Linked DNA regions of Mus musculus: region 1 is linked to region 2. Evidence: chromatin loops called from intact Hi-C (ENCODE). Cell type or tissue: heart. All regions are shown on one strand.

Region 1 (5,000 bases), 180 kb before region 2:
TCCTCCACTGCTGTGTAACTTAATTAACCCGTTTATTCTATTCTATGAGTGCCACATGGCTTGTCACCTACCTCTTCTTAGCTTCACGTATCTGTGGCACTTCCTTCTTTGAGTGCTCCAAGGTCAATGAGAAGGATTTGAACTCTCTTCCTAGAGCTACTGCGAGCCCTCAACATGGCTGGGTCCTCCTGCAGGCCATTGATAACACATTGCCTGAGGAAGCCAAGTTGTTTTCTAGGTAGGAGGCCTCCCAGTGCCGTCTCTTAGTCAAAGCTTACACAAGACACAGAATCCTCTACTCTGCTTTGTGCCCAGATTTGCAAGAGGAGAGGGGATGTTAAAAAAAATATTTGACTCGCACCTATAATCCCATACTCAGGAGGTGGAGGCAGGAGGGTTATGAGTCCAATCCAGTCTGGGCTCATAGTCAGAACCATCTCAAAAGCAATCAGATTCAAACAAACAAACAAACAAAACAAACCCTCTCACCTTTGTGCATTTGCTTTGCCAGTGCCCACAGGAATATTAATGCCACTTCTAGGCTCACCTTCAAAGTAAAACTCTCTGACTTTTGGGATTATTTAGTCCTCATATTTTTAAAAATAACAAGTATTTTCCAAGTTTAATTTTTTCCCCTCTCCTCACCAATTTACTTACTGTCATGGCCTGCCACTCCCTGTAAATGTCCAACAGATGCTAGAGAAGGTTTGGAAATAATTCAAGATTCTTTGGCCTTTGTTAGATAAAGTGTGTGTGTGTGTGTGTGTGTGTGTGTGTGTGTGTGTGTGTGTTTATAAAACCTGCTACTTAGAATGAGGAGTCACAGAACAGTGCCGTTCAGGAAACATAGGTTGACCCTGATCATGAAGTCCTTACAAAGGGATGGCACACACAGGACCAAAGGCACAGGAGTTGTGCCTCTGGGACTCTGCTTCCTTCTCTGCTTGTTTGAGGTTGCACGGGCTTTCTGCTTATTTGAGGTTGCACTAGTTAATTTTTGACAACTTGACACAAACTAGAGTCACCTGGGAAGAAGGAACTTTGTTGAGGAATTGCCTCCATCAAAGGCAGGTGCCTTTGGCTTGTCTGTGGGCAATTTCTTGATTGCTAGTTGGGGTGAGAGGGTCCAGCACAGTGGGCAGTGCCATCCCTATGCAGTTAGGTCTGGGCTGTGTGAAAAGCAGCCGAGAAATCCATAGAGAGCAAGCCAGTAAGCAATCATTTCTCCATGGGCCCTGCTTCAATTTCTTCCCTGGTCTGGTGGACTGGATATAACCTGTAAGGCAAACAAACCCTTTTCCCTCCTGTTTACTTTTTATCCATATTTTATCCCAGCAACAAAAAGCAAACTGGGACAGAAATTGGTATCAGAGAGTGGGGTATCGTCGTGATAGGCCATTTCAGAGCCTTGGGCTAGGGGAGGCCACTGAGAGCTCAAATCTTCATGAGCTTATGGAGGAAGTCAGTACACAGCATCCCCTGTGGTCTCCGCTTCAGGTCCTGCCCTGAGCGCCTGGCTTCCTGATGACACGTTAGCTGGGATTGTAAGATGGAATAAACATTTTTCTCTCCTTTTCAAGTTTCTTTCCAAAATCAAGTTGATTTTGGTCAGTGTTTTATAACAGCCACAGAAAGCAAACTAGGACATAAGCTTTCTGATTCTTTTACATGCTATGCTCTTCCATCACAAATAACAGCGTATTAAGATTCACGAAGGTAAGTCGGGAAAGAACCAATACCAGGCAAGAGCTGTGGGATGCTGGGTGCTTGACAAGAGGAGCTTAAGACGACCTCAGCAAAGTCAGCTGGATCCCTTCCCTGCCCAGAGCCCTTCTGTTGCTGTGTCCTCTGACCTTTGGGTGACATTACCAGCCTCCCCTCTAACCTCTAACCTCTAACCTCTAACCTCTAACCTCTAACCTCTAACCTCTAACCTCTAACCTCTAACCTCTGTTCTGAGTTTCACTCTCTGGGCTGCTTCTCAGCAAAGCATACTCTGGAAACTCCTCTTGTGGGGTTTTTATGGAAGGAGCCTACGCTGCTTCCAGAATTCCTCCAAGGACTCAGCCCCAGTTGCTCACAGTGGCTGTTCTTTTAATATCATGTCTCCCCTCTTCTTCCTTTTTTTCCCCTCCGGTTCCCTTCTTCTTTTCCTTCTCTCCTCTCCCCTCCCCTCCCCTCCCTTCCCTTCCCTTTTCTTCTTTTTCTCTCCCTCTCCTCCCCTTCCTTCTCTCCCTTCCTTCCCCCTTTCTCTTCCCTCCCCTCCCCTTCCCTTTCTCTCTTCCCCTTCCCCTTCTCCTCTCTTTCCCTCCCCTCCCTCCCCCTCCTCTCCCTTCCTTTCCCTTCCCTTCTTCATTTTTCCCAGGGAAAAACCTTGCAGGATTTTCTTTCCTGGGTCCATGATTGTCTAAACCTGACTGTGCACTATTGTAGTGAGAGGACACTTCCCTCTGGGTCCTGACAGGGGGCAGCATTTAGTTTCCTATCAGAACGAGTTGCATTCCTAGACTTGTATGTGATTCCAGCTCAAAATAAAGAAAAACATTGAAATGAGGGGTTTAATTCCCGAGAGGGACTGGAAGGCTGTGTCAGCGTTTCCATGGTGAGGGCTGTCTTCTGGGGATTTACCTTCCAGCTGTGAGAATCTGCTTTATGCTAGACTTTAAGCCTTTGGCTGCTTAAAGGCTCTATATTATTAAAGAGTCCACTTTTGACTAAGTTGAAACTGTGACTCTGTAAAGCCGACTCAGAATGTTCTCCCCTCTGCCCCTTGCCCCATTGGCTGCTGGCCACGCTCCTTGCCAAGCAGCGTGGAGACTTGGCAGAGGTGCGGCATCTGGCTCTCCTGCTGTGTGTGGTCTGAGAAGGGCTGCACTGAGGAAGAGAACCTTGGCTCTTTTGTACTGTTAAAATGACACCTCCATGGGTCCCACCCGAGTCTATCTGTAGGTGTTTCTCCATGCACAGTCACTCACTGACCCCAGGTCTTAGAATCACAGAGGAGAAGGGCAAGTGTCAGCCTGCGATGCCTCCGTGAGTATCAGAAGAAAGCCAGGTTGAGATGTTTTGTGTGAATTCCTTCTTGCAGCAAGAGCCGGTATAGTGCGAGGAAGAGAAAGGGGATCTGTCTCATCAACCAAAAGAGAGAGCAAAGCAGGCTCACTTTGAGCCGTCAGCGTCAAACACATCAAAGTCATCTCTGCTTGGTTTTAAATAAGAACACATTTGCAGACACTTTGGCATATCCTTTATTTTAAACAGAGTTACAGAGGTGGATGGAAGCCCCTCACGATAGAAGGAAGACGCTGAGAGCAGAGAGCCAACATCTGTGTTGGTGCGGAACCTGACTGGGTTCCGAGTGTCAGAAAGCACCATGGGGATTCATAACCATCTCAACTCAAGGTCTGGGGACCCATTGTCCTCTCCTGACCTGTGCGTGGACCAGGCATGACAGCAGCGCACATACATACACATGGGCAAAACACATACAAATTAAAATTTAATATAAAAATCTAATAACATTATTAGAAATAATATTTATAAAGTTACATGGGAAAACATTGATACAAACAAGGTTGGCCAAAAATTTATGATGAAGAAAAAGCTTTGACATCATCTGGGGATCTAAAAAGTCATGATTTGCAGAAAGGTGCCATGCCTCTGTATGTGAGTGTGTGTGTGTGTGTGTCTGTGTGTGTGTAAGAAAGAGAGAGAGAGAGAAAGAGTGTGTGTGTGAATGAATGTGTGTATGTGTATATGAGTGTGTATAAGAGTGTGAATGTGAGTGTGTGTATTTGTGTGTGAGTATGAGTGTGTCTGTGAGTGAGTGAGTAAGTGAGTGAGTGTATGTGTGTAAGCCATATGTTTCTATGAAACTTTTCACAAGCAAAAGGGGAAAGCTTAAGCAAAAGACACACCTCAGGCCACACAGAGCCTCTGGACAACTATAAAGGACCTGCGGGCTCACCACACTCAAAGCAATCACTGTCTCATTAGCTGACAGCTGAGTGGAGCCAGCAGAATCTCCTGTGGCCTTCACTACAGGAAGTACAGACTACCTCAGTAATCTACTGGGGCCACAAGACACAGACAGCAGCAGCAGCCACAAAATCAGCAGTAGCAATAAGAAGCCCTAGAAAGACGGCTCAGTGGTTAAGGGCACTGGCTGCTCATACAGAGGACCTGAGTTCAGTTCCCGACTCTAACTACACTTCCATGGATGTAATGCCCTCTCCTGGCCTCTGCCGGTGCACATGTACACATATATGCATGCAGGCAAAACACCCAACACATGTAATAAAAAATAAATGTTTTAAAAGGAGCTCTGAAAGTGGAAGGATCTGTGTAGTTGCCGTTGCTCCACATTGTATTACCTACTCCAGTGTTTCATGAGACAAACAAAGAAACATTAAAATATGGTAAATTCGGGAGGGGGCACATGATCAATGGAGAGTACTACAGAAGTCATACATTGAATTTTTAGATGAAGACTCTAAATAAGCTTGTATAAATTATTCAAACAATTCAAGGAAATAATGTCTAAAGAATGAAAAGAAAGGATCAGAATAGTGCCTCACCAAGTCAGTAATTTAAATAAAGACAGAGAAGTTGCTTTTAGGCACCAAATAGAAATTTTGTAGTTGAAACATACAATAGCTAAACGTAAATCTCACTAGAGGGCCTCAGAAGCCATTTGAGGTCATAGAACAAAGACTTAAATTTGGGCTGGGTGGGGGGATGGTTCAATCATCGAGGGCATGAGGACTGGCTGGTTTTGTGTCAACTTGACACAAGCTAGAGTCATCAGAGAGAAAGGCGCCTCAGTTGAGGAAATACCTCCATGAGATCCAGCTGAAAGGCATTTTCTCAATTAGTGATCAATGGGGGAGGGCACAGCCCATTGTGGGTGATATCATCCCTGGGCTGGTGATCTGGGTTCTGTAAGAAAGCAGGCTGAGCAAGCCATGGGGAGCAAGCCAGTAAGCAGCACCCCTCCATGG
Region 2 (5,000 bases):
TAAAGTTTGTTAGAAAACAGATGAGGTCAGTGGCAACCAACAGACTGCTCCCTGGGGAAAGCAGCTACATTTGAAGGACTCACATGCTTTAAAGACTTCTCTGGAGAGAATGGAAAATACAGAGCGAACGGTGGCCTGGCAGGATTTGCCAGGTTTTAGCACAAGGGCTAAGCACTCTATCTGGCTTACTTTGCGGTTACACTACAGACTTAGTAAGCTTTCCTTATTACTGATGGGGGAAGAAAATCTGAGTTTTACCAAGCCAGGACTGGGGTCCGTCTGAAGGGCTCCCCAGCACATTCCTTCCCCCAGCAATCCCAGGAAGGCACATGACTTGTCTCCATTTTTGCCTGTGTGTCTATTTTAAGACTCTCACTTTGTCCAAGGACATCATTTGTCATTTATTTAATACACTGGCTTCTGAGCTATGTGCGAGTCAACAAAGTCTGAGGTATTTATCCAGAGACTACTTTATGCTAGGCTTTGTACCGTGTAGGACACTACCTGGACCTAGGAACGTAACAGCTCACAGAGGAGACAAAAGCCTGACCAAGGACAGTGGCCCCATTACACAGTGGCAGGAGACCCCAAGTGAGAAAAGGGCAGCAGAGGAATGGATGAGGTGCCAGGAGCCAACATCTACCAGAGCAGACATCTCCTCCTCCCTTCCTCTCCCCCATCCCCCACTCTCTTTACACAGAAGTTAGGGGCTGCGGGAGGGGACATCAAGCGTCCTGCTCCATCATCACTTCTCTCTGCCTTACCTCCTTCAGGCAATGCTTCCCATTGAACCTGGAGCTAGGGTGGCAGCCAGGGAGCCTCAGTGAGTCTCCAGTATGTCCACACAGCGCTGGGAATACAAGCCTGACATGGCCACATAGGGTCTTTTGCTTCTGTGGGTACTTGGATATGAATTCAGGTCACTAGCATAGCAAGCCCTCTCACCCACTGAGCTGTCTCTCCAGCCACCTGTGAGGACGTTTATCATGCTGGCTGCGCAGGCTCCCAAAAGATGTACTGAAGAAGCTAAGGCAGAAAAATCTAGAAGGTTAACTCCTTAGCTGAGACAAAGCTACTGTGGGAGAAATGGCCTAGGAATGGCTAACAGATCCCACGCAGAGGCCTCTGGGAGTCACCCATGGGGGGTGGGGGTGGGGCTTTTACTCATGTGCAGCTCATACTCTCCTCAGGATACATCAGCTGCCACAGTCAACACCTAGAATTTCCAACTGTGGAGGACCATGGAGACAGGGGGTGTTGCTTCCAAGGGGACAGGGGATGTTGCTTCCAAGGCACAATTCTTCTTGCCTCTGTTGGCTAGTTTTATGTCAGGCTGATAAAACCTGCAGTGACCTGAGAAGAGGGAACCTCAAATGAGAAAATGCCCCACCAGGTTGCCCTGTGGGCAGAGCTGTGGTGCACTTTATGGCCGATGATTACTTACGGCGGGCCCAGCTCAATATGGATGGTGCCACCTCCGGGCTATTGGTCCTGAGTGCTACAGAAAGCAGGCTGGGTCGCCCTTAGCAACAAGCCAGTGGGCAACAATCATCCACGGCCCCTGCCTTGACTTTTGTCAGCAATGGAGCTTGACCTGAGAGTTGTAAACTGAAATAAACTTCTTCCCCAAGTTGTTTACAGTCAGAGTGGTTGATTGTGGCAATCGGAACTCTGAGACCCCACCCAGAAGCAGTTGTCATACAAGGTGCTCAGGTGAAAGGAGGTCCTTGTTCCCACTTAGCATCCCTGTCTCCCCTCCGCACACTGTCCCAGTACATCCTCATCATGACCTTACGGCCTGTGTGGTAGACAAGCTGTGTGACCCAGGAGAAGAGGGATAGGATGACTCAGAGGCCAGGCTCTCTCCCCAGAGTGCTATCCCAGCTAGACAGGCAGTGCTGGTGAGTGCTGAGCACCAACCCTCTGGGTAACAATCCTGTACTGATTTGGGCCCTTGTCTTGTTCTTTGAGCTGATTTCAGTGGCTACTATCTTTCTGGGAGGCTCTAGGCTTCTGTCCTTGCTCCCTGGCTCACATATATGCTCTGGACTTAGCAGCTAGGCTGCCTGGAGTAGCTAGCTAAGTGGCTACTGACTTCTCTGGGATGGGTACTAGACTCCAGTTACCAAATGGTTCTTGGATAGTCCCTTCTGTTTAATTGGATCTTTTAAAAATGACCGGATACCAAGTAAGCCAATTTATAAAGAAACACAGGCATCCGCCCAAGTTCTTCCTAAAGGTCTCAATTGAGCTGAGTAATTTCAAACGCCCTTTGCAAAGCAAATGAGTCTACCTGCCTGCTCTTCCATACACATCTAGCTTGCCGGTGTGCTTAGGAATGCCCGTTTCCCACTGTGAGGGGCTGCGCTCTGCTTCTAGCACTTCCTTCCAAGTTCACTGCAGAACAGTTTGTCCCTGGGAGGTTCAACAGAGGGTGCTGAGCGCCTCCCGCTGGCCAGACCCAGGCCTCCAAGTCAGGATTTATGGTATGCTGGTTAAAAGGCCAACCCCATTCAGAGTGCAAGCCATCTCCTGACAGGCTTAGTGGCAGAGACTGCCTAAGCTCAACTGTGCCTGGCTCTGGGATGGGAACAGAGGAGGAGGCAGGGCAACAAGAGGCTTTAACATGTGACCAGAAGCCTCTCTCTCTATGGCAAAGGGCGGAGCAGGGAGTTGAGGCCACAGTTAGTTACAAGTCAGGGTGGAACACCAAGCTAAAGAAGGCAGAAAACACAAGCCCTGGGAAAGGCACTTGCCAGTGGAGGTGTGGAGAGGCACAAGCAGGGTGGTCTGACCTTCCAGGATATCTCCTTCTCCAGCAGTGAGGCTCAGTGGGAGGGTGAGGAGGAGCTGAGCTTTCCCCACGTTTGTTCCTGCATATTTGACTGACAGAGTTTCCCCAAGACTAAATACCGTTTCTTTTTCTATTTTCAGGTGAGGTGGGGGGGCACATGTGTATATGTGCGTGTGTGGGTCTGGCTGTGTGGGTGTGTTTGTGGGATTGTGGGAATGTGCAGAGGCCCAAAGCTAATGTTGGGAATCACCCTCTCTCCTATTCACTGAGGCAGGCAGAATCTCCCAGTCAACCCCACGCTCCCTTGCTACAGTCCATCCATCTATGGCCAGCTTGCTCTGTAGATGGAGAGGCAGGCAGGACCTCCCAGTCAACCCCACGCTCCCTTGCTACAGTCCATCCATCTATGGCCAGCTTGCTCTGCAGATGGAGAGGCAGGCAGGACCTCCCAGTCAACCCCATGCTCCCTTGCTACAGTCCATCCAGCTTACAGGCCCAGCTTGCTCTGCAGATGGATGCCTATCTCTGCTTTCTGAAGCTGGAATTGCAGGCCAGTTGCCTGTGGGTGCTGGAGTCGGAACTCTGGTCCTCATGCTTTAACTACTGAGCATCTCCCTAGCCTAAGAGAGAATTTTCTAATTCTAAGATACCTTAAAAATACTTTGCATACAGATTATCCATGCTATATTAATAAGTTACCATCTAAAGACTTTATGTTATAATTTTTCTGTATATGAAAATTTTCCAATAACATTTAAACTGCTTATTTTTGCATGGAAGAAAACATTATTTTATATAGAACTTATATGCCACCTCCTTACCTTTTTGGGGGGGAGGGGTTCATTATGCTATAGTCCTGGCTGCCTTAGAACTTCATACATAGTCCAGAATGGCCTAAAGCTCACAGAAACCCACCTGCCATGACAGTAACTACCGTATGGACTTTACGTGTGTAACCCCCTCTGTCTGCAGACGTGGTATGTCTGCCTCTTTTAGTATGTGACTGTTTTAGTTCTCTGAGCTACATTCTCCACCACAGGGCTGTTTCACTGTGGAGCACTAGGAGCTTGACCAAGGCTCAGGACCTATTTCTCTAGCAAATCCCAAAACTGAGTCTTGCCATCTACCATGGTACAGTGAGACCAGCTGACTGGAGACCAGGTTCTCTTGTCTCCTCTTTTGGGTTGAACCCCCACATCCAACCACAGTTCTCTCCTAACATGGGGGAGGTCTCCATCTGTAACACTGCCCTGAGAACCCTTACTTCTTAGAGGGTCAGCTAGGGTGGATTCTTTTCATGATTCCCCTCTAGTTCCCTAAGTACTGTGTAGTGCAGGGGGTGTTGGACCTGAAGTTGGTCCCCAAGAAGACACTGCCCAATCCACTGCCTCCATTGTGTTGTTGCTTAAATTGACACATGGAGGTAACCACTCTGAGCATCTAGAAACTCACTGACTTCTAGTTGTTCTCCTCACAGGCAGAAAATCACCAGTGGTGAATCCTACTGAGGGTAAACTCTCCCCCCTATTCATCCTCATTCATTCTCATTCTCTCTCTCTCTCTCTCTCTCTCTCTCTCTCTCTCTCTCTCTCTCTCTCTCTCTCTCTCTCTCTCTCCCCCCTTTCATCTGGTAGAACAAGGAAACAATCTTCACAGCACTCTTTAAGGCTCTGCCCACAGGTCTCCAGTCTCTCTGTAAGAGACTATTTGGAATCCTGCTCACTGGCCTCTCCTCCCCAGTGCTTCTATATAAGGCATGGTTAGAACATGGTGGGGGTGGCTCTGCAGTGATTCTTAGAAACCTGTATTTATCATTTCCCATTGCTTAGCTATTCTACTTGCTTAGCCTCACCCTTGGTGACATTACTGATCTGGGTTGGGCTATCCCATCTCCTTTGTGTTCATTTAACTGACAAGTCCATGCTAAAGGAGACGCAGTGACTTGGCGCCTGTGCTAGAGGAATATAGTCCAGCAGTGTCTCCAGGCACACTGCTCTTACCTGTTGCTTGAGTGCCTCCAAAGATTCGAATTCCAATCTGGCCAGTTTCTGTTGGATGTGCCGTGGTTTATCAGGGATGGCAAATGCGAGTATGAACTTCAGAGCCAAGAGTGCATGCTGCAAAGAGAAAGACCTCATGTTGAGAGTTTTACCCACCTGTTGCCAGCAGAGAAGTTAGATCCTAAAGGATGCTGGACTCTTTCTGT

Evidence for each region. Peaks named below come from ENCODE experiments on the same cell type or tissue, not always from the same donor. Only the 100,000 strongest peaks of a DNase experiment are listed, where the experiment ranks them.
Region 1: it touches region 2 in a loop (6-fold over the local background); 8 of 42 quality-filtered maps call a loop at or near these places.

The regions. Positions count from the first base shown.
Region 1 is chr9:122,016,411-122,021,410 of GRCm38, forward strand. It overlaps Gm39463 (a long non-coding RNA gene), which reads left to right. Exons shown (of 2, transcript XR_871388.3): 2 at 1-23. Among named protein-coding and RNA genes, the nearest start is that of Pomgnt2, 23 kb to the left of the region's middle. In heart, CTCF peaks have their summits at 2,463 and 4,243 (motif pointing left); DNase peaks (open chromatin) are centred at 2,571 and 4,961; H3K27ac peaks cover 865 bases.
Region 2 is chr9:122,196,977-122,201,976 of GRCm38, forward strand. It overlaps Ano10 (anoctamin 10), which reads right to left. Exons shown (of 13, transcript NM_133979.3): 12 at 4,795-4,911. Among named protein-coding and RNA genes, the nearest start is that of Mir8106, 75 kb to the right of the region's middle. In heart, a CTCF peak has its summit at 2,454 (motif pointing left); DNase peaks (open chromatin) are centred at 1,825 and 2,515; H3K27ac peaks cover 2,899 bases.